3 separate regions of the Mus musculus genome follow, and all the other regions are linked to region 1. The links are chromatin loops, found by intact Hi-C in ENCODE. Cell type or tissue: gastrocnemius. All regions are shown on one strand. Links, peaks and the distances in the headings refer to the core of each region. The heading gives the core; the rest is flanking DNA.

Region 1 (8,131 bases), core at 2,069-7,068:
GTATGTTCTAAATGATGAATGAGAGGTGAAGAGAAAAGAAACTTAAACTGCATCAGCTGGGAGGGCTGTGGTGGAGGAGGAGGACCCTCCAGCTGCTTTCTAGGTGCATGCTGGGATTTCCTGTCCCACAGCAAAGCAGCTGGATGAAGCTGCAGGTCCCCAGATCACTTTGACCAGAGATGCATGTGTGGTTCTACACACGCCCCTAACAACCACACGCCCCTAACTTTCCATCTTTCTGAATGAGTCGACTGCAGGGACAGAAATCCTTTAGATGCACTATGCATGTAATTATATGTCATATAATCTGAGGAGCTTGATCCAAATGAATATCCCCCGGAGAGCCTGGCCCAGCTAGCCAGCAGGGTGGCTGAGAGTAAGCCCTCTTCACTGGTCCAAGCTTACAAGGTTGGAGAGTTTACGCAGCTCAGTGGCCGTGCACCCAAAGGAGCCCAAAGCAAAACAAGCCCCCAAAATGTGGTTCTCCAGGAGTGTCCTACTGGTTTAGGCTATAAGTTCAAGGCATTGGCACTGATTTGATGGCTGATAGAACGGAGCAGGTCTTATGTGACTCTGTGCCTGGGAAAAGATCAGTTGCACCGAGTAGATCAGGGAGCCATCGACGAAGTATCTCATCAGCAACATCAACGGCATTCAGCCGGGTGGAGCGCCCCTTGCAGGCTCATGGCCAGGGTGCCTTTGGATGTGAGGGTAGTCCTGCCTCTCCTTCAGCTCTGCATTTCCTTACTCAGGACTACAGCACTCCCCTGGCAAAACCACCTTACACGGGCATGAGCTTTGGTGGTGTCAGATATGAGAAGCTATACGCCAAGGGTCAGGTGGGAGACAGGAGGGAGGGTGTGTCCTTATATGGTGGGTGCTTGTTGGAGTCCCACAAGCCCTGTATTAAAAGCTTGGTGTTCAGCAGAGGACCATTGGGGAGTGGTGGAACCTTGCAGACGTGGCGCCTCATGAGAGGTTTTGGGGCATTGGAAGCATGTTCTCAAAAGGGATTGTGGGTAGCTGGGCTCTTTTCCTTCTATTCTCAATACAATGGGTGGCTCTGTCCATGTGGGGCACCCCTGCACAACTCGCAGGCAACTGGGTCCTTAGAGAGTCTCCTTCCAGTAGGGTCACCCTGAGTTTGTAACCTTGCATAGGGCTCGTGGGATTCTTGCGGCTTCCTTAGCTGCCTGAGCTGTGAAGTTCCATGAGCATCCAGTGCTGTATGGGTCTTCTTCCTCCATGGAGGAGGGGATTTTTCAATTTGGAGGAACCAGCCTCAAAGCAAGACATTGAAAAGACGGACCCTCCATCTCCCGGGCTCTGGACTTGCAGGCACAAATGCCCCATGTGAACCCGTGTTTACATTCCTCTATGTTCAAACCCTCAGATTCATAGGTTCTTTATGACTCTCATTATCAGTGGAGAAGAAGAGAATATTGTTTTCATTTTTGCTATTTATTTTATGTACATGGGTGTTTTGTCTGTATATATGTCCATGCTTCACGTGTGTGCCTGGTGCCCATGGAGACCTTGAGAAGACATTGGTTCCCATGGAACCGGAGTTAGAGATGGTTGCAGTCACTGTGTTGGTCCTGGGAGTCAAACCCTGTCCACTGTAAGAGCAGCCGGTGCTTTTAACCTCTAAACCACCTCCATAGCCCCATGAGCACGGGTATTTGAAAAATAGGGTCCTCTGTGAATTCACCCTCAAGTTTTGTGCCTCTTATGACTTTAATGGCTAAGCATGTGTCCTTTCAAAAGAGAGAAAGGACAAAATACTGTGTGACTTGCAGCTCATAGTGAAAGGTCACATTTTTTGCAATCCAGTTTCATAATTCTGTGCTAACTCACAACACACTGGGATCTTCCAAGAAATACCCTTCCTGACAGACTGGAGGACCACACACAGAGCAGTGAGATACCCCTCCAGGCCAGGGCAGCAGGGAAGACAGTGGGGGCATTTAACTCCACCTCTGCCCTAGGGACACAGGAGCACACTTGTTTGTCTTTCCTGTTTGGGTGGCAGTGTACATAGAGGTTGATAGAATGTTATTGTGCATTTTGCTTAAAGCCGGAGAGCCCTGGCCTGTCCACTCACTCACCATGGTAGGAATACTAAGCTTGCCTGTGCTGGTGAATCCAGGCACCTTGAACCAGGGCAGGTTCAGGGGCTGATCTGCCTGCCCCCTGCCTGCATTGCCTGGGCCTCTCGTAATCCCAAATCTCTCTTTCCTCCATTATTCTTTTCGATTTTTTTTCCGTCTTTGAACGTATTTTCTAAAGATAAAACTCGAGGCTGTTGAGTCTGTGAGCTTCTCCTGTCTGTGGTATTTCCGGCTTCATGGCACCTGCCAGGTGCCCTCCCTGTGGAACCTTCAGAGGGCCTCCTTGGCATATTCTCTAGGAATCTGCAGCTGAAAAATTGTCTCTTTTAATAACTGACCTATTTCCTGTTATCAAAGGAGATTTATAACTCTCTTCCAGAAAGCCCAGAGCTGAATTTAACCCCCAGCCACAGCCTTTGGACCACCCTAAAGATGTTTTCCCTCCCCATGATGAGCTTCTAAAGTGAGCACTTCAGCCTTATTCTGTTCCGTGCCAACGCTTCTTGCAGACATGGTCCTTTGAATAAGTGTTTTATGAATTAATTTTTAAAGTTAGCATCCAACGTTCTAGGTTTTGTTTTGACGTTTTATGCATACATAGCATTGTCCTTTGCTCGTCTAAGCCTCCCCTCCCCCATTCTCTCTTGCTCCTCCTATCCCTTTCCCAGGTCTCCAAGTCCCAAACAAAGCCATAAGATCACTAAACTGAAAGTTGAGTATGGTGGTACACACCTATAATCCTAGCACTCAGGAGGCACATCCACACATGCACACATGCACACACACACATGCACACATGCACACACACAACACACACATGCACACATGCACACACACACACACACACACATGCACACATGCACATGCGCATATAATTGAATTGGATAGACCACACAATACAAGTCATTTTCGTTGTTTTAAGCACCGCCAGTGCTAATGTGTCAGAGGGAATGTTCTTACAGAGGAAACTTGGTGGTGAGATGACACTGTGGCAGTGCCAGGCTCATGACACAGAGCAGTGAAACTAAACCAAGAGACAAGGGAAGCTCACAGTTGGATGGAGGGACACTGTGGCTTCATGAGAGTTTCTGAGTCTCTCTAAACAACTCATGTAAAATGTCCTGGGAGAAGATCTTCTTTGTACTTCATGGAGAGAAATTAAAAGGCAGAGTCACAGGGTTCCTGTGACTTGGGACTCCAGCAGGCAAACATGGACCAAGGTGGTGCTGAGGACTACTGCCTTTAGTCGGAGAGATTATAACCGGGAGATGCACAGGCAGATGGCTTCCAGGCTGGGCTCATTTTCATTTGTTTCTTAAAAAGTATTTTTTTAATTGAGTGTATGTGTGTGGGTGTTTGGTCTGCCTGTATGTCCTGCAGCATATGCATGCCTGGTGCCCAGAGGCCAGAAGAGCCTGTCAGGTCCCTGACACTGGAGTTACAGATGGTTGTGAACCACCATGAGGATACTGGGACTCAAAGCCTGGTCCTCTGAGAGAGCAGCCAGTGCTTTGAACCACTGAACCGTCTCTAGCCCTTGAGTTTCATTTTCGTACTCTATAAAATGGGGTCACAGTTCTCACGCCCACTGAGCAGCCCAGAAAAGGAAACTGTATGACTTATCAGAGAAATGAGCGCAGTGCCTCTGGTTTCCTCTGAGATTTGAATGTACCTTGTAAAAAGGCAAATTGTAGCAGTTTCCATCTCATTGTGGATCCTGTGCACAGCTCTATATTAGATTTTAAATGATGATAAAAACAAAAAACAAAGCATCTGTAGGTCATTGCATATGCAGAGACATTCATACCTTGCTAGTGTTCAGCTCCCTTGATTTCCCCAGCCTGCAAAAACATGTGCTACAACTTAGATTAAGAAATGGATTCCAGCTGGGCGGTGGTGGTGCACGCCTTTAATTCCAGCACTCGGGAGGCAGAGGCAGGTGGGTTTCTAAGTTCAAAGCCAGCTACAAAGTGAGTTCCAGGACAGCCAGGGCTACATCCTTCTGTCTGCTCACAACTCACCACTAGAGGGCACCCTTGATCCTATATCCACTATCTGACATCCTGGTCAGTAATTTACACAAATGGAGGCATGCAGTTTGTACCATTTTGTGCTTGGTTTCTTTCCCTCTCGTTTGCAAGGCATACCATGACACCTGTAGAGCAATAGCTTGTCTGTCCCTTTGGCTCTATAGGTGTGGCTCTATAGGTGCCGAACACCTGATACTTCCGTTATTCATCCCAACACTGATGGGATTCGCATTTGCAGAGTGTGGACTCTGTAGCTGTGCCACTGTGACGTGCTTGTGTGTGCCTTCTATATCTGAACCTGCACTGCTGACCGGAAGGCATGGGTGTCGATCAGCTTCAGTCCATCCCATCTATACTCAGGGGAGTGTAGTGGCCTCATCTTCAACAAGCAGTATGGAAATCTCTTTTCTTTGGGTTCCGAGTCTCCAGAGGAACGGGACCGACAGAATATAAACAGTTTGTGCATTTCTGCATAGACATAGAGAAGGAGAGTCATCTGGAGAGACTGGCTGGTACTATTGTGAAAGCTATAGGTTCCAGGATCTCCTTTCTGTAAGCCAGAGAATCAGGAAAACTGGTGATGTGCTCAGCCCACACCCTAAGGTCTGAGAACAGGGAAGCCAGCACCTCTCCACGTACTGTCCCTTAGTCCACAGGGCCAAGAACTAGATGTCCCAAGCCCAAGGGCAGGCCCAGATCGGCCCAGCAACCTGGCTTCCTTCTACCCTTTTGGTCACTGTGAGTTTTGTTACTGCTGTCTTGTCTTCACCAAAGTCACTCTACCTTGTGGCTTTTGTCCTGACTTGGCCCTTGATTAAGTGGATGGTGCTCACACTGGGGAGAAACGACCTCCTTTCCTCCTGGAAACAGCCTCTCAGACATACCCAGAAATAGCAGTGAGTTACCTGCTACCCGGGCATCCCTTAGCACAGAAAGTTGATATGTAAATTCTCTCTCACACTTCATGTGCCTCATTGTGCATTTTATTTGCAATCCCCAGGTGACTGACAGGTAGACCTACTGCACGTTCAATATTACATTATGTCATTTAGATAAATTAAAGCACCTGTCTATACCAACAACGCAGGCCCAAACACATGGAGCAACAAAAATGTAAACAGAACTTGATGGGGCACAGATATAATGAAGGCTTTCAATATTCTCACTGAAGAATTCAAGTGAATTGACCTCAAATAATCAAAGACAAATAGAATCTGAAAGAAGTCTTTCCTCATGCAAAAAATATATGTAAAATTTGCATCACAAAGTTGAAAATATGTAACTTTTCCTTATTTCTCATCTTTTAAAAGATAAATTTTATAGCATTTGTCAGAACCTTGATGACGAAGGACATTTCAGAGAGTTTAAGAAAGTAGAGTTTAGAGTCATCAGTCTCTTACCACCCCCCACCCCCCCAGCCCCGAACAGATGAATCATATAAAAGTTCTCTATTTAGAAAACAAAGTGCATTCATTAAATGTTCCCGAGCAAGCAGGAAGCCGAGGCTGCAGTGAGTCATTCAGCAAGAAGGCAAGAGAACGACAGCTCAGCAGTCAAGAGCACTGGCTTCTTATGCAAAAGACCAGGGTCTGGTTCCCAGCACCCACACAGTGACTCCAGGGTGTCCAATACCCTCTTCTGGGCACACACACACACACACACACACACACACACACACACACACACACACACAAGCGCGCGCGCGTGCACACCAAGAGTCCTCATAGCAGACCTACAGCATGCACAAAAAGTTGTCTTTGGAGAAAATGGCTTTAAACGCTGTCTTTAGTATAATGAAAAATTTAAAATAAGAGTTAGAATTCATCTTAAGAAACCAGAAGACAAAAAATAACAAGAAGAAAGGAGAAAAGAGACTTAAGACAAGGGAAGCAGTTATACAATTAATTTAACAAACAGTGAAACAGGCATAGGGGCTACGCATAGGGGCTAAGTCCTCAGCTACTTAAATTTAGGATTCAGGCTAAGGAATGTCTGAGTTCTAACCCTGAACATGATGAGGAGCCTAAAACTCTTGATTCTACAGTTGTTGATTTCCTTTGCCGTAAAATATCAGTAGCAGCAGCATTAACAATGACAACAGTCATGAGAACACTAAAAATGCACATCCTATAGTTCAAATTAGGCAATGCTTTACAGTATAAAGTCTCTTTGGAAAGTCTACTGTATATACATGTATACAGTTGGTTCCAGGGTTCCCAAACACACCACAACCCAGAGACTGTGAAATGGTCCTTGGTGTCACATGTGCTGAGACCCAGCAGGCATCATCTTACACCTGACATCTTCTCTAAACAACCTGGAATTTGCAGTGCAATGTAAATGCTGCATAAATGGTCATTGGACTCTTTTGGTCAAGAATAATGACAGGAGTTGGTGGAAATGTTTCAGTATGTCTTAGTTAGGGTTTCATTGCTGTGAAGAGACACCATGACCAAGGCAGCTCTTATAAAGGACAACATTTAACTGGGTCTGGCTTACAGGCTCAGAGGTTCCGTCCATTATCATCATAGCAGGAAGCATGGCAGCATGCATGCAGGAAGACACGGCACTAAAGGAGCTGAGAGTTCTATATCTTGTTCCAAAGGCAAACAAGAGAAGACTGGCTCTTCCACACTGGGCAGAGTTTCAAAGTCCACCCCCACAGTGACACACTTCCTCCAACAAGGCCACAACTCCTCCAATAAAGCCACGCCCCCTAAGAGAGCAACTCCCTGGGCCACACATATTCAAACCGCCACACAGTACAAAGAGAATTAAAAATATATATATATATATATATATATATATATATATATATATATATCTGCAGTGTGTGATTGGTTGAATTCAAAGACGCAGAATCCACGGGGAGCCAACTGTACTGTATATTTGCCAAGTTTGGAATATTACACACCGTTACAGGGAGGGTAGAGAACCTGTTTGTTATGGAGGGCTCCCCCCACATGTGTAAATACTTTGGAGTCCCTTTACTGTGTAGCCAGCATATGGTACCTTCAGGAGGTTCTACAAAGCCAGGCAGGGACAAATCATGTGACCTCGTTTGCAGACATTCCCAGACCACCAGAAGAAATTCAAGGATTGACATTGCCCATGTGCGTCCCAGGAACTGTCTGAATTAAGGGAGTAAAATGGGACTAAGCAATAGGTGGTCCATGGTTGTCACAGAAAACAGAAGTCCTCCAGCTCACATGACTCTGGGTCCTTGAAATCTGATAATGCTGATAAGTCACTTCCTCAGAAGCGCTGCTTGGCCAGATCTCCACAAAGAAAAAGAAAAAGAAAAAGGAAAGAAAAGAAAAAAAGAAAAGAAAAAGAGCCGGGTATGGTGGCGCATGCCTTTAATACCAGCACTCGGGAGGCAGAGGCAGGCAGATTTCTGAGTTCGAGGCCAGCCTGGTCTACAAAGTGAGTTCCAGGACAGCCAGGGCTACACAGAGAAACCCTGTCTCAAAAAAAAAAAAAGAAAGAAAAGAAAAGAAAAAGTAAAACAAACAAAAAATTAAACAACAACAAAAAAACCTCATTCTAAAAGAGCCAATGCCAAAATAAAACAAACCAAAAGAGGTGCATCATTGGTGCCTTCTGCCGTGTAGGCTCAGAGGATGGCTCAGACCCAGCAATGATCATTCAGGGGCCGCTGTCCCTGAGTGAAGCCAGCAGCCAAGACAGAAGAAAAGAGCCCAGCTGGTGTCCAGCCAGAACAGCACCAGGGCACAAGGTGGCAGCTGCCAGGGCTCAGCCTTGGGCAAGAATCCAGAAAAGATGAAGTCATTTTCTGACCTGTGTCCCAGCCAGGAGTTTGAATGCAAAAAGGGTTATCGGTGAACTTTCTGAATGTCTTCTGAGGCTTGCTTTCAGCTCAGAGGCAGAGCTCTGGCACAGTATGGGCAATGGCAGCCAGTGTGTCATGGGACACTGCCTTATAGACAGCTGCAGTCATTACACAACACTCAGGTACTAAGACGGGGG
Region 2 (8,131 bases), core at 993-5,992, 170 kb after region 1:
CGGAGCCCGCCGTGTGTGAGATCCAAGTTCGAGACCCTGAACCCAGCAGGGCTGTGCCTCTGCCACGCAGAAGCAAGAGCATCGACAGCTTGAGCGTCCTGAAGAGCTCCTTCAAGCGCAAGTCTGCATCCAACCTCACGGAACTGCAGGGTGACAGGCAGGTTCCCTCCAGAACCTTGAGCAGCTTCTTCACAGACCCGGAGAAGCCGGGTGGCTCAGAGAGAAGAACCAGACGCTGGAGGAGCCCCATCCGGGCCAAGGACTTCGACAGAGTCCTGAGACTGGTGAGCAATGTCAAGGATGCGGCTTGGAAGAGGGAGGCCCCCAGGAGTGCAGCCCCTGGCCCTGGTCCCGGTCTCGGGGATGAGAACCCACTACTTGCGCCACGAAGCAAGCTACACGATGACTACTCGCGTCGTACTAGCAGCAGCGTGGAGCCAGATGCCAGGCGTGGCGGCTCACCCTGTATCCCTGCACCATGCACCACTGCGCCCTACGCAGCTCCAGAGCCCCACTTAGATGTGGATACTGCAGTATTCCCCCTGGAAACTAAAAGTGCTCAGCCACTGGGAAATGATGGACCTCGTGCCAGCAGTCCCTCACCAATCCCCACGGACCCAGAAGGGTTGAGCCAAGGCTCCAGTGAGGCACATACTGGCAGCCAACATCCTTTTAATCCCGTGCAGCTTCCCACTCCTCTGAGACCTACCACACCCAAGCCCCAAAGCCCTCAGAGCCCAGGGAGTACTAAGTGCCCCAGTAGTCTGAGTGTGCTGTCCCTCAGTTCAGCGGACAGTGAAGAGCGGACTGAGGATGCTTCGCACAGGCAACCGGGACCCGTGTCCCTCCAGGATACTGTCCTTAACGCTGCTGGTGATGTGGGGGGAGAAAGCGGTGACAGCTATTTTCCCGAGAATCTCGATGGAGCCACCCATCCAGAAGAGAAGAAGGAAGAGGTAAGGGTCTGGGTGGAGTGCCTCTGGTGGGTGACAGTGTGGGAGGGGTGATTTCTAGTATTTGCTTTGCCATTCATCCAGCGATTTCCAAAGACTCCTGGTTCTGTCTGTGCTAAACTGGTCATATTCAGTTTTAGCGGAGATGGAAGTTATTGGCTTAGCTTGCCTGGTTCTGGATGTGCCTCCCTGCCAGGTGTTTACGTGGCACGTGCAAGGTTCCAGGTTAGCCCTCCAGCACCAAACCACACCATCCCACACACCTTTATCCCACTTAAAATTGAATTTGCTAATAAATACGTTCCCTTGATGTAGTGTTTGCCACACCATTCCTGGAAAAGATGTTTATTGAGTATCTCCTATGTGCTGCTAGGTCCTGGGGATTAATGTGACCACTAGGGTTTCTCAGCGTTTTCACATTTGGAAAGCATTTTATCACCCCCATACCATCCGTGTATTTGACATTGTTGCTGTTCTCCTTCCCGACAGAGCCCTTGTAAATGCAGTTCTTTGTGTTAGAGAACATTACGTGTCTTGAGTCCTTTTATTTCCTAGGAGTGAATTAGAACTGTGCTGCTCAGTACCTGTCACGCCCAGGATAATGCTTCTTCCAAGAGAGTTTAATGATGGCCATTGTGCTTATTTTTAGGGCAGAGCTCCGAGCAGCTCTCGGATCAAGTCAGCAAATAGCTGTCTGAGCTGCAAGAGCTGAGATCCTTTCACGTCCTGTCAGGCAGCCAGACAGTTTTACTCCTCTGTGCAAGTCTCACTTTATAAGAACATTCAGTACTATCACCTTACATAGCTAAAAGACAGAAGCGTAGCCGCGTGTGCGGGTTGTAAATGTTCTTTGCATAAATTTCTAGACGGTGTTACAGCTGTGAATTGGTGCTTGCAGCAGGAAATTACTCCTTAGCAAATGTTCCCTCCCACTCAGCCCTGGAGAGGGCCGGCAGAGGAACGATTGCACAGTTGGGTATGCAAAGAGAAGCCAGAGTAGCCTGTGGATTTGCTGTTATAAATTTACTGAGATGATGCTCTGTAGCCCAGGCTACCCTCAAAGTCACACTCCAGAGTGCTGGGGTGATTGGTGTGTGCCACACTTCCATGGCTGGCAAATATCTATTTTTGACCTTTGCTATCCAGAGACATCTAGGTCACAGAGCCTTCTGGAAAGGACCGAGAGAGTAGAATTGCTACAGAGTGCTTTAGGGAGATCCAAACCAACTTTCGGGACATCCCAGGATATCCAGTCAGCAGACATGCAGCTACAGACTCTGGGCTGGAGGCCCAGTGTGTCAGAGCTTTCTAGTATTGAAGATGATTTACTCATTTGCATTCTTAAAAAAAAAAAAAGAGGCGTGGATCCCTTGCAGGAGACAGGCAGCCCTGAGAAACAGTTAAACGATGCTGACTTTGATTGGCCAAAAGGTTTTACTCAGTTCTGAGTATGCCCCAGCAGTTTTGCATCTGTAGCATAAAATGCCCAGGCCACCGGCTGGGTGTGGCTATACACACACGTGTGAGCTCAAAGACTGGGAGATGAGATGGAGGCAGGAGAACTGAACTCAACACTGTTCTGTTACATAGCATGGCCATCTCAGCACAGAGTTTCATTTCAAAGACTGGGCAGTCCTGCTGGCTTGGCCCTCTGACAAGGGTAGCCTATCCTTGTCAGAGTGACAGATCAGATCTCAAGACTGGGGACAGAGTCGGTAAGGTCACATGGTCCCCCTCCAGGACATTCCCCAAGTGAGCTAAGGACCTTTCACTGGAGTCCCCCAAAGAGTTCCACAGCACCGCCTAATACTTTCACCCCAGAGACTAAACTTTAATCTTGAACTTTAAAGGACGTGGACCATCCACACGAGCTTTGGTGAGACATTCACTGTGCAAACACTCGGCCCTGCCCCCATGTCTGATGCTCCATGACTCTAGTAAAGGATCCTTATGAGTCTCCCAGGTTCTGCGTGTTAAAGGCAGGACCCTGAGCCTGAAGAGTGCTTCCCTCCCACGCCGAGTGTGGTCTCTGGGGCTGTATAAACCCTGTCTCGACGGGGAGAAACAGGAGGGTGAGAGTTTTAAGGTAATCATCAGATACGTGCTTGGCTATGTGGAACCCTGTATCAAAGCAAAACAAAACACGAAGTAATTTTGGGAAAAATTTTAACATATTACCTGGATAACTAGGAAAAGGAGGAAATGCTGTTGTCATTTGCAAAACATGGCCTTTTCCTGACACCTGGTGGTGATTCTTGGTAAAGCACAGTACTGGGTTGGGCAGGACCCTAAAATGTTTTCCTTTTAAAAATGCTATTCAGGCGGGGCAGTGGTGGCACACGCCTTTAATCCCAGCACTTGGAAGGCAGAGGCAGGTGGATTTCTGAGTTTGAGGCCAGCCTGGTCTACAGAATGAGTTCCAGGACAGCCAGGGCTACACAGAGAAACCCTGTCACGAAAAAACAAACAAACAAACAAACAAACAAATAAATTAAATAAAACGAAAATGCTATTCAGAAGCTGAGTGTGCTCATACACATAGATCTGTAACCCCAGCGCTTGAGATGCAGAGGCCAGAGGTTTTCAAGTTCAAGGCCAGCCTGAGCTACATAATAAGTTCTATCTCAGAAAGCCGCACACAAGCAGAGTTCAAGGCCCAGGGCTGCCACTCTATGGTAGAGATCTTATCTAGCACTTGCCTGGCCTTGAGTTCCATCCTTGCATTTGGAAGATAAAGGCTATTTGGAATTTTTCTGTTAATAGTGTTCCTCATTTTCTAGAAAGGTGCGGGAGCCATAGTTTAGAGTGTGAATACGGAGTTTCCAAAAGGGATATTGTCTTTCTACCTGTCTGTAGTATAGAGTCATTGGCTGTAAGTAGTGAGCACCAGCTGTGAGCCTGTCCCAGGCACAGTGGTGAATCTTTTGTAAATGCTTCTAGTTTGGTGGTACTCTGGCTGTGCTCCTCAGAAGACACCAGTTAGGGATCTGGGCAAACTAGGAAGTCTTGAACCTCTAGGGTCTCAGTTGTCTCTAATGTTAAACACTGTGTTTATCTAGCATCTTAACATTTTCAAAATTACTACTTTAAGGATGTGTTTTATCTATGCATGCTTGTTTGTGTACCATGTATGTACCTGGTATGAGAGGAAGAGGAAGAGAATGTTTGTTCTCCATGAGCTAGAGTTAGAGATGGTTGTGAGTTGCCATATGGGGCTAGGCGTCTCACTGGGGTCCTCTGGTCCTCTGTCAGAGAAACAAGTGCTCTTACGCACTGAGCCATCTCTCCAGCCTCTAGCCCTCAAAACTTTTTGTATGTAACACTGCATTACAGTTTTACAAGAAGTGGAGAAATTCTTCAAATAATTAGATCGATCTCACATTCATTTTATTATAAGACAGAGTCTTATTCATCACCGGCTGCCCTTGAACTCACCATAAAACCTTGAACTTGTGATCCCCGCCCCCACCCCTGCCCCAAATCCACCTCCCAAGTGATGAGACAACAGATGTGGACCACTGAGCCTGTTTATGTCGTACCAGTGATCAAACCGTTTATACAAAGCAAGCACTCCGCTGCTACTGCCCCAGTCCTTTTAAGAGTTGAGTCCCAGGGTATCCTTACAGTGGTGTGTTCTGTTCAGGGGTGGAACCAAGCCCAGGATGTTTTGCATCTCCCAGGTACAAGAGACTGAAGTCGGGTGAAGCCTAGTAAGACATACACGCGACACTGAGATGCATGTGAGAATTGTCTGGCATGGAGTAAGTCCCACAAAAGACACAGAGAACGGATAAAGAAGAGGTGTGGTTCTCAACCAATTGTGCTCACAGGTCCTAAGGAAGAAAGAGTGCGCCCCACCCATGCTGAGTGTGATCTCCAGGACTGTATAAACTCAGTGTAGTGTTGCCTGTTCTGCGCTCTCACCTCTCCGCCAGGGGTAGAGATGAGAGAACCAGAGAGAGGTTTCAGGTAATTCTGAGTTTACCTTCAACTTAGGCCACACTTGACTGAAAGGAGGCAGGTTCTGGGAGGTGTTGTAGCCCAGACAGGATACGTAGATCTATAATATTGCGAAGAACAAGGAGTAGCCTCGTTTGGTTTGATGTACAACAACTCGGGTTAAGATACAATAGTTACGGTCAGGTCAACCACAGTCCAGGTCTCTGTGCAGAGAATATGTGTTACCTGGTGAACACCAAGGAGCCAGGAATGTGTGTGAACAGAGAGACAAGCCAGGCTCAGCACTCTGGAGCAGACATTTAGAAGGAAAGGGTGCAGAAGGGAGGCTGCCAGTGGACAGGAGCTAAAGACCGAGCCTGAGGGAGAAGAACATCGAAGAGCTGGCCACACACCCTGGCTGTGAACGCCTGCTGTGTGCTGGTTGTTTGTTTACTACAAAGCCATCACTATCCTCCAATGAGGGTGAGGAGCCAGCTGTTATCATGGCGGCCCTTGTAAAGCTAGGCTAGAGGGAAGCACTGAATTTGAGGTCAGCCTGGGCTACAGGGTGAAGCTCTAACCTGGGGCTGACCGGTCCCTTCCATAGGCTGCTGTGAGGTTGGCCCAGGCTGTCTGGTTCCTCCACACAGGCTGCTGTGAAGGTAAGCAAGGTATCACAGGTGTTTAGCACACCCGACTTCCCGTGTCTCTCCGAGGCTTGCTTGCCTAGGACGATGCCAGGTGACTAAACTGCTGTGCTTGGGGAGCTGCAGATGGGCTAGCGAGACGGGAGAAACGGTTGGCCAATAGGTCTGGATATGGTTAGGAAGGGCCTGCCTTGGAGCTGTGGACTTGGACCTCACCCTGTAGGCATTGAGGGGCTAGGGAGAGTATGAGCAGGTGTAGCAGGGGGGCCCCCTTGAAGTCAGGGTTGACTGGTCCAGTCTTGGAGAGGAGCTGTAGCCTTCCTGAGTCTATTCCACAGGTCACAAGGTCGGTCACGCAGGCATTTAGGGGAGAAGGGTGTGGACTGCAGAGTCCCTGAGCGTGTCTGTGTGCCGTGAGTCATTGTGAGTGTTTCGGGGCAGAGGATCAGTGGTGCTCAAGGCCACGTGGGCAGCACTTGGCCTTTGGATGCCACCCATTAAACAAGCCACAAACTTCATGGCATGGGAAGAGAAAGGAAGGGCTTCTTTGACACTACAAGGACCCTGCTGATACAACAGAGTCGCGCCCCCCTCCCCCCCCCCCCCCCCCCCCCCCACACACACACACACTCAGAGCAATAGAGACGTCCTGCAGGGAGACAGTAAGTTCGGGCCAGTTTTCAGCTTGAGTGAATGACTCCATGGGCTTCTGCTGCTGCTGCTTCTGTGCCGTTCAGTGGAGGTGCAGGAGACCCTGGCATGGTTTAGGTACCTGGCAAGTCCTGAGGTGTTGCTTCTGGGAGGTTTTGATGGCTTAGACATTAGGTATTAGGTTTTAATGGCTTAGACGCAGCCATTCCTATAACCAGGAAGTTGATGTTACATCTACAGAAGTGTAGCTGGGTGTGTTGAAGCTCTGGGTTCAATCCCCAGCACCCATAAACCAAGCCTGGAGGTACATGCCTGTAATTCCATCACATGGGAGGTGATCTGTTGCTGCGTAGTGCGTTCAAGACCTGCCTGGACTATATAAGACTCCATAAAAAGGAAGGAAGGCAGGCAGGTAGGCTGGCTGGCTGGTGAGAATGCTCAATAGGTGTAGGCATATGTCATGAAGCCTGACATCCTGGGTTCTAACCCCCAGAACCCTCATGGTAGAAAGAGAGAACCAATTTCCACTATTCCTCTGACCTCTACTCTGGCCATAGCACTCATGTACATAACACATGTATGAACAATAAACAAACAAACAAATAAATAAAATCCATGTTTCAAGAAAGGGAGGGATGTAGTCATTTCAGAAAATTAGTTCAAGATTAAGGGCTTCCCCACACCTTCCCCCAGGCCTCCTTAGAGTCAGTGTATGCTTGCAGCCCAGAAGGGGCACCTGCTGGTTGCCTTTGGATCTCTGTGCGGCTGTAGTTCATTGCCTTAGCCACTGATCAAAACAGCTACTGTAGGTTTGCTGTTAGGTTTTCTTTTCTTTTTTTGTTTTGTTTTTCATCCAAGGCTTCACCAGGTAGCCTGAGCTAGAACTTGATATGTATATCAGGTTAGCCTTGAACTTACAGATAGCCACCAGGTTTTGCCTTCCTAGTGCAGGGATTAAAGGCATGTGCCACCATGCCAGGCTGTGCTTTTTAGTGAACGTTTGGCGATTCTTGTAAATCTGTGGGCTAAGGGAGCAATCATGTGATATGTTATCTTCTGAAACCAACGTTTTTCGATGGCAGATTGTCCTCAGTGTTGACATGTGTCATAGCAGCTTTCATGTTTTAATTCTTTATTCCTTTTTATCTAAATAGTAGATAGATCAAATCTTGTTGATGCATTTGTGGTCACACGCTAGTGAGGCAGAAGTAAGAGGATGTCGGTAATGTATTCAAATTTGCAATTAAAACAAGCAAAAGTATTGGACTTTTAGAAAGGTGCAGAACCAGCAGGGACTTGGAAGAGATGTACTCTGGAATGGCTGCTTCAGGGATGGAGGTGGGCGGAGTCTCGCCATCTGCCGTGGCAGGATGGCGACCCAGCAGGCTACTGATGGCATCTCAGTGTAAGTTTGAAGGCCTGAGAACAGAACAGAGATGCGAAAGCTGCTGTCAGTCCTGGGTTGATGAGCCAAGGCCGCATCAGATATGAGATTAATAGCCCTACTCAGTGAGGAGTCCGGCATCCCTGAGCTCTCTGTGGAATAGATGGAGTTGGCCTATGTCGAGTCACGGTGAGAGTGGATCTTTTTACCCATGCTGACTGGAAACATCCTCACAGAAACACCCAGAAACAATGCTTTATTGACTACTGGGCACCCCCAGCCCAATCAAAAGGACATAGACTGTTAGGCATCGTAGATGATTGCAGAGAGTTGTTCCTGCTCTGCCCTGTCTCATTGCTCATCGTGCCTTCCAAAGTATTAAAATCTCATGCTTCTCTCCTCCCCGTTCTGAACATTGAGCCCAGGCCTCTGAGAATGCTAAGCGAGCCCTTTCACTGCGCTCCACCCACAGGCAAGCTCCCTCAGGTTGTTGTGTTCTGGCTTAGGAGAAAGCCCCTCTGCGTAACTCAGGCCGGCCACAAACTCAGTCCTCCTGC
Region 3 (8,131 bases), core at 993-5,992, 240 kb after region 1:
CAGCTGTAGCCAGTATTGCCTACGTAGGTTGTGAAGAGAAGTTTCAAATCCGAGGCAGAGGGTTGCCCAGGATGTCAAGCAGGCTGCACAGTGATCCCAGCAGACCTTGGGGAAGGAAGGGGACACTGGTGACCAAGTCCTCCTCTTATGAATAGGAGTATCATAAACTGAGGCAGAAGAGTAGTGTAAACAATGCACCAACAGGCTTGGTTCCTGCTAACTCGGGAGAGAGGGCAGGACTAGGAATACAGCTAGAGAGGATTCCCCACGGCCAGGGGAGCAGAAGGGCCTGTGGCAGCCTGAAGCTGAGTGACCACAGAGGTCCCTCTAGCAACCAACTGCACTACCTACACATGAAGGGACTTGGCTGTAGCAGTCAGACCTAAAGAAGCTAAACCGTGCTCAGTGGATGCAACCCAGTATAATGGATGCTGCCAAACCCAGTCCCACCTCCTCTTGGGTACATTGTTGGGGCTGTCTGTGGGCTGAGGAATGAATGTGGGGTGTGGTTAGCTCTGCCAAGGTGAGACTTCCCGGTACCTGCATACCCCATCCCCAGATGGCCACTGAGGGTGAGCTCCTGCCCTTCAGAACAGAACAGTATCCTTATGCTCTTGAAACCGCTGCACGTTTGCCTGACCGTTAAGACACTTGTCAGGAGAAGCTACAGAGCCTCCGAGTGCTCCTCGGTGGGCTGAAGGTCAGGGAAAGGATAGACAGAGTCCTCATCTGCTCCATGCCTGGTCTAAACTCACAGATAACGAAGCTGGTAACTTGCCGCATCCTCTGCACCAAAAGCTGAAGTCCGGGGTTCCTGGAAGAGAAGAGTAATTGTCAGGTCCGAAAGGAACCTCGGTTTCCCAAAAAAGCTGTGGGTAACCCCGAGATGGCAGCGTTTGCTCAGCTACATTTGCTCAGCTCAGGCTGAACTATAGACAGAGCAGTGTTCCTCAGGAACCCATGAAAGGGGCTTCTATCTGGTGGAAAGGGCCCCGTCCCTCAGCATGTATTTGTGGTTGTGTATCCTTCAGTTCCACTCCGCATGTACCTGACACATTTCAAGACCCACACTCGCTAGCATCCTGTCCTCACCTCCTCTAAGTTCTCAGGCTGATCTAGTTCCCTCCCTCAGCTGCTTGTCCTCGTAGAGCCCTACTTCTCTAGTGCTGGGCCATGGGCTTCTTTTTCTCGCTGCTCTAGGCTCTTAAGATGCCTCTGGCTATTCTCCTTTCACACCTGTAGTAGAAACCTTTCTAGCTAGGGAGCCATTTCAGTGGATTATTCACTGCACCCCCACTTACAGCAGTGACCATGAGCAGAGACTCAAACAGACTTCCTGGGTTTCTTCTCTCTGTGTAGCTTGTCCAGGAATTTGCTCTGCAGACCAGGCTAGCCTCAAAGTCACAGAGGTCTACCTACCTCTGCTTCCAGAGTGCTGGAATTTATTTATTTATTTACTTACTTACTTACTTATAGCTGGACTGAACCCAGGGTCTTGTGCTTACTAGACAGGTGCTCTACCACCGACCTAAATACCCAAACTGGAGAAGATAACTTTATTTTACTGTTTGGTATATTTAAAGGACAGAGCAGGGTCACTGGGAGCGTCAGGCCTTATCGAGAGCTTTAGGAGTCACAAGGGTGCTCAGAGCTGCTTCATGAACCATCCTACCCCCCATAGCATAGCAGAAGGCCTTTTCCTCCCGACTGGAAGTGCCCTGCAGTATTCTGCACAGACGTGAATGCCAATGGGAGGGTTAACTGAATCCAAGGTTGCTCTTAAATGTAGTTTTATCCTTAATGAGAGTCCCAGGCAACAGTGACTGTAATCATTAAAAGTTCTAAGTAAACAAAGGGAATTCTGCTGCTCTGTGCTGCAAAGACCGCAGGTTACAGTCACGGTCCTCCTCGTTGTTACATTTACGCCCGTTTCCTCACCCCTGATGGACTCAAGGCCGAGGAGAGGGCTGTTCACAATAAGGAAAGAAGCCTGTAGTGGGGACCTCTTCTCCCACATTCCACCTGCTGGCACAAAGGACAGAGAAGAAAAGGACAAAGTTGTCCATACCTGGGCTGCTGTGAAGGGAGGCTACTGGACCCTAGTGTCGCTGTGATTTTTTTTCCTGAAGCTAATCCAAGACATCTTGTGCCTCCCTCCGTCCCCTCCCCTTCCTGCTATTTTGCACTTAGGTTCACTGGGGAGTTCTATGGCAGGAAGGCTTGATTTTATTAACAGTGAGAGGGTTCCCTGTTTGCACAGTGCCAGGATCCAGCCTGCAACTCCTGGGCTCAGGTAAGTGCACTAAAGGATATTTTTTCACATTCAGCACCCGGGTTCTGAGGTAGCCACGTGTGGTATAAAGCCCTGGGTAAGAACAGAGATAATCTGCTTCTTAAACTTTTTTTCTAAAGGACAAACCAGGTGCGGTGGTTCATGCCTGTAATGTCACACTGTGTAATGTAATGACACAAAAGGTTTGGGCTACAGAGTAAGTTCCAGGACAGACAGCCTGGGCTATAGTATGAGACTGTCAGACAGACACACAGACACACACAGACATGCACAGAGACACACATACACATAGGAAGGGAAATGAGGAAGGGAGGGAAGGAGTGAGGGAGGGAGAGAGAAAGGGGGAAGAGAGAGAGAGAGAAAGAGAGAGAGAGAGAGAGAGAGAGAGAGAGGAGAAGAGAAGAAGGAGGAGGAGGAGGAGAAGAAGGAGAAGGAGAAGAGAAGATAGAAAAGCAGAGAATTTCATCTGCCAGAATTTTGCACTACTGGCCTAGGAAGAGGCATTTTAAAAAAAAAAAAACAGGATAAATCACAAAAATAACAGACCTTTCTAGAAAAGCTTATAGATCATCAGCTACACATTTAATGAGTGTTTTAATAGTTGTGTATATGCTGATTTATATGGTCTATAAAAACAATATATGTTGAAGAAAAGATGCCTACTGTAACATTGTATCAAATACATGGGAGAAATAAATGAAGCCAACTTAGTGTAAGGAATGTCACCGGGCAGTCTTACACTCAAGCAAGCTGAGCCTTAGCAAAGATGGCTCGCAAGCTGGCCTGGTGAAGCAGACCTGTCCCCAGCACTTGGAGTGCTGGGGCAGGACCATGAGTTCTAAGCCGGTCTGAGCTGCATAGAGAGACCCTGACTGGGAAAAGTGTTCCCTTGATTTCTGTTAAATGTTCGTGTGTGGGGTCTGCATAAGGATTATGAAGTGTTTGCGGGGGGGGGGGGGGCATAAGGAACCTGGAATGTTTGAGAACACATGGCTGTAAATTAGAGAAAATCAGAAGAGGTACCAAAAATGGCTTTTTAAAAAAAAAAAACAATGTGTGTGGGTGTTATGCCTGCACTGTGTGTACCACACTGGGAGCCAGGAAAGGGCGTCTCATCGTCTACAAGGGCTTCGAGAGCCTCCTGGTACTGGAAGATCAGCCATTTCTCCACCCACTAAGTGGCTTTTCATGGAGAAGGTGGGAAGTGAGGCAGAACACCGGTAAAGCCCGGAAAAGTCAATCTAGGGTCTACCAGTGGCTTCTGCACCCAGCAGCAGGAGTGACGACTGCAGAGAACTCACTGGGTTGGCGCTAAGAAAACTCAGCTGCCTGAAGTGGAGTGGCCTTGTGACTGAGGGAAACCTTGGGAAACACTTTCAGTATCCCATCATTCTCTGCAGCTTTCACCAGAGGGCGACATCATCTTTTGGATGTCAGTGTCTAGCTACAGAGGGGCTGGAGAGATGGCTCAGGGATGGAGCCCCAGGGGGAGTAGAGTTCATTTCTCAGCACCCACATCTGGTGGCCTGTAACACCAGCTCCAGCAATGTCTGATGCTCCGGCCTCAAAGGGTTTTTATGTTTGTGTGTTATGTGTGTGTGTGTGTGTGTGTGTGTGTGTGTGTGTGTGTGTGTGTATGTGCACACACACAATTAAGAAAAATAAATAGCTACAAATGTGTAACCAGCACTACAAAGACATCTTTCCTCACAGGAAAGCCTCTTACTACATCATTCTATACATTAACATGTTTGCCTATTTGCATACATTTCTAGTTTTTTATAATATACATACATTAACATCCTCATAATGTGCCTGATTTTAAAAATGTTAAACCTGTGTGTGTGTGTGTGTGTGTGCGCGCGCGCGCACCTGCGAGTTGTATGAATGTCCTCAGAGGCCAGAAAGGGGACTCCAATCTCCTGTAGCTGAAGCTATAGGTAGCTACCTCCTGTGGGTGCTGAGAGCTGAAGGCCAGTCCTCCACAAGAGCACTGCGTGAACTTAGCTGCTGAGCCATCTCTCCAGCCCGATTTTAGTTCTTTTTGTTTGGCTGGGTCTTTTGAGACAGAGTCTCATCTGTACCCAAGCTGGTCTTGAACTCACCATCCTTCTGCCTTCATGCATCTTTTACATATTTCACTGACCTTCATGATATTCTCAGCACTTACGCACTGGTCTACTTCCCAAGGCTATTCTCAAGCATTACATATTGTGCCCTTTTCCACCTTAGCAGAAAATACTGCAGTTACCGTTGGCACACAGATCTTTGCTGTATTATGAATAACTGCAGAGATGGTACTACTGGATCAAAGAGACAGACACCCTGCTTTTTGCCATTACAGAGGATTGTGGACATCTACATTGCTGGCCACAGTACATAGGATCTGGGGTCTGATGGGTTGCATTAACCCATGTGTTCTTTGGTTTGGTGGGGGAGGGATGCGTTGCTCTTTAAATATTAAAAGAGCTGCCATCACATAGTCCTTGTATCCACCTGTCACTGCCCAGCCTCCTGCTCGGTACTAAATATCAGGGACTGGGGACGTAACTCTCAAAGTACAGCCAGGTGAGCTTTTGAGTCCCATGACTTTGTATCAAACGCAACGCCCCTGCCAGGCAGGTCCTGGGGGACAGATGGTATGACACTTTGCACACTCACAGGGATCCTCAGCTCGATCTGGAATCCCACCCATTCAAATCTCAAAGACTCAAGCCCCTGCAGGGGCTTGCATGCTGATCCTGTTATGGGGAGCAGTTTGCCTACTGATCTTGCCCAGATCTCAGCTCCAACCTGAGGCTGAAGACATTTAATGTTTTGTTGTTTTTATTGTGATAAAATACATAATAAGATATATAATAGGCTCAAACTTACTAGTCTAACTAATTTAAGTGTATGGTTGAATAGCAGTAGATACAGTCACACCATCCTGAAACCATCGCCGTCATTGACCTGCAGAGGTCTCATCTTCCACTGAACAGCGCCCCCTCCCTTCAGCTCCCGGCACCTGCCATATTGCTTTGCTCCATGATTTGGATCACTTCGCATACATACCAGATCTGTCTTTCAGTCCCAGAATGTCACCACCTAATGTCCTGGAGGGGACCAGGATTTCCTGCTTTTCTGGGGCCGAATGACATGCCACTGTATTTATATACTACGTATTCTTTAACTGCTCATCCACGGATGTGCATGTGGCCTGCTCCCCCTAGTGGCTGCCAAGAATATTGCTGCCAGGAACCCCAAGCATAGTCAAACCTTTGTTGTTGTTGTTTTGTTTTGCTTTGTTTTGTTTTTTATTCCCAGGAATAGAGTTGCTAGGTCAGATGGTAATTTCACGTGGCTTTTTATTTTTAGTGTGAATTTTCATGTATATTGTGGTCAAATGTGGTCTTTATACTAGCCCCATGGGATAAGAAAGCATTTTTCTGTGGCTTAAAAAAGTAGCTTGCTCAAATTGAAACAATACATAGGAGAGTCTCCTGACCTCAAAACTTGGCTTCCACATTTATTGACCATTAAAAATGGTCCCAACCATGTGTTGCCATCTAAGAACAATGTCCCTTCCTTCCTTCCTTCCTTCCTTCCTTCCTTCCTTCCTCCCCCCATCTTTCTTTCCTTCCTTTCTTCCTTCCTTCCTTCCTTCCTTCCTTCCTTCCTTCCTCTCTCTCTCTCTCTCTCTCTCTCTCTCTCTCTCTCTCTCTCTTTCTTTCTTTCTTTCTTTCTTTCTTTTGCAACAATGGGGTCTCAGCACATAACTGAATACTGTTTTGACCCGGAACTTGTGATTTCTCTCTCAGCCTTCTGAGTGCTGGGATAACAGTTGGGTGCCATTATGCCAGGCTTTGCAACAAGCTTCTTCTAGTCCAGGTTGGTCAGCTACCTGGTCTCTGGTTTTCTCCTGCCCTGTTCATCTGACGCAGTAAGATCTGGTTCAGGCCTTTGTCAGTGCAGAGACAGGAGGCCCTGTCACTCCTCAGCACCTCTGTCCTTGCTGAGAGACCAAAACCTGTCTCATTGAAGAAATGAGAGGCAGTGTTCATGCCCAGCAACTGTACCTGCACCCAGGGGCTATACATCCTTCAGTTTCTGTTTTCCCTCTTTCAGTTGAGACCCTGTGGTCTGACCATGAGGATTTGGTGGCTTCTGCTGGTTATGGGTGCATGCACGAGAAGTGTATTCTCCCAGGACACCTGCCGGCAAGGGCACTCCGGCATCCCTGGGAATCCAGGTCACAATGGCCTACCTGGAAGAGATGGACGAGATGGTGCCAAGGGTGACAAAGGAGACGCAGGTACTTGACACTTGCTGCTTCTTATGGCCTTCTTCTATCCCTTCAGTCACCCACCTGCCACTGGTATACTGTTCCACCTGCCCACTGAGCCCTCACCCACCAATGTGCCCTGCAGGTGCTGAATGAAGTGCAGGGCAAGGTCAACTGCACCCCACCCCCACAGGCTTCTCGTCGACAGCAGATGACTGTTAACAAGTGTTCCTACAAAACAGGCAGAAACACAGAGTGGGATACTGCGGGTGTGATGCATCATTAGTATCATGAGATCAGTGGAGCAATCTGATGGCTAAGGACAGAGGCAACCCCCATGCACAGGGAGAAGGCCCACAGTGGACGCCTATAGCCATAGAAAGCACAGAACCCTACCCATGTCTTGCTTCCTCCTATATATGCATCATCTATGATAATGTTTAATTTCTACACTAGGTAAGGAATAATTAACCATTAATAATAAAAAAGATTAAGGATTACATTTTAAAGTTCCCAGCATCAATTTTTCTTACACTTAGAGAAATTTATTGTTACAGTTAAGGTTATGTTGCCATCAGCATTGTGAGGTTGCCTTGGACATTTGAATATCTGAGATGGCTGCAAAGTGACTGACAAGGAGGTAGCATATGGCTTCCCAGGAGCTGTGGCCATGGCATGTACCACCATGTCTGGGTCAGTGTTTAGTTTTGAATGTATGAAGGATTTTAATATGATTTATTTATTTATATAAATTCTTAGTGTATGATTGCTCTGTCTGCATGTAGACCTGCATGTCAGAAGAGGGCATCAGACCCCTTTATAGATGGCCTTTTGTACCATGTACGTGCTGGGAATTGAACTTAGGACCTCTGGAAGAACAGCCAGTGCTTTTAACCACTGAGCCATCTCACCAGCTCTGAATATATAAAGTTTTAATGTTTATTATCAGATATTTTGTACACATGAAGCAGAGGGGTGATTACAAGATAAATCAAGAGGAATATACCTCAACCTGGTATGCCAACTTTGTTTACTTCTCCCTTTGCAAACATTTCTCCATCTTTCTTGGTTGTTAATCCCTCCACCCTTTAAAAAAGGTTTTTTTTTTTTAGATATTTAAATATTTCTTATGTGTATGGATGTTCTTTTCTGCATGCATATTTAGGCACCACATGTTTGCAGTGCCCTCAGAGGCCAGAAGAGGGGGCATTGAGCCATCTGGCTGTAGCCCCAATGTGGGTGTTGGGAATTGAATCTGGGTACTCTGGAAGAGCAGCCAGTGCTGTTAGGATGAGTTCAATTCTAACTCGTTCTCCCCTTCTCTCCCTCCCTCCATCCGTCTCTCCATAGAGTTGCATGTAGCACAAGCTGGCTTCAAACTTGATATGTACTCAAAGACATACTTGAACTCTTTATCCTCTTGCCTTTGTCTAATGAGTCCTGGGATTATAGGCGTGTACCACTCACTGTACTTGGCTCAAAATCTATCTATCTATCTATCTATCTATCTATCTATCTATCTATCTATCTATCTATCTATCTATCTCATCTATCTATCCATTCATCTCTCTTTC

Evidence for each region. Hi-C counts contacts between places; a loop is a spot of excess contacts. Peaks named below come from ENCODE experiments on the same cell type or tissue, not always from the same donor. Only the 100,000 strongest peaks of a DNase experiment are listed, where the experiment ranks them.
Region 2: it touches region 1 in a loop (6-fold over the local background); 41 of 42 quality-filtered maps call a loop at or near these places.
Region 3: it touches region 1 in a loop (3-fold over the local background); 37 of 42 quality-filtered maps call a loop at or near these places.

Annotation. Positions count from the first base shown.
Region 1 is chr14:60,521,354-60,529,484 of GRCm38, forward strand. It overlaps a transcript of Spata13 not described here. Among named protein-coding and RNA genes, the nearest start is that of Gm41166, 98 kb to the right of the region's middle. In gastrocnemius, for the core only: a CTCF peak has its summit at 4,138 (motif pointing right); DNase peaks (open chromatin) are centred at 4,139 and 6,974.
Region 2 is chr14:60,691,593-60,699,723 of GRCm38, forward strand. Spata13 (spermatogenesis associated 13) reads left to right here. Exons shown (of 13, transcript NM_001033272.2): 2 at 1-956. Among named protein-coding and RNA genes, the nearest start is that of Gm41165, 11 kb to the left of the region's middle. In gastrocnemius, for the core only: a CTCF peak has its summit at 3,201 (motif pointing left); DNase peaks (open chromatin) are centred at 3,205 and 5,934; H3K4me3 peaks cover 180 bases; H3K27ac peaks cover 1,591 bases.
Region 3 is chr14:60,765,876-60,774,006 of GRCm38, forward strand. C1qtnf9 (C1q and tumor necrosis factor related protein 9) reads left to right here and starts at 2,259. Exons shown (of 4, transcript NM_183175.4): 1 at 2,259-2,293; 2 at 6,401-6,587. The coding sequence starts at 6,422. Gm34997 (a long non-coding RNA gene) reads right to left here and starts at 2,168. Exons shown (of 3, transcript XR_383477.4): 1 at 2,069-2,168; 2 at 756-814; 3 at 1-105. In gastrocnemius, for the core only: a CTCF peak has its summit at 3,694 (motif pointing right); DNase peaks (open chromatin) are centred at 3,704, 4,917, 5,325 and 5,461; H3K4me3 peaks cover 4,207 bases; H3K27ac peaks cover 3,251 bases.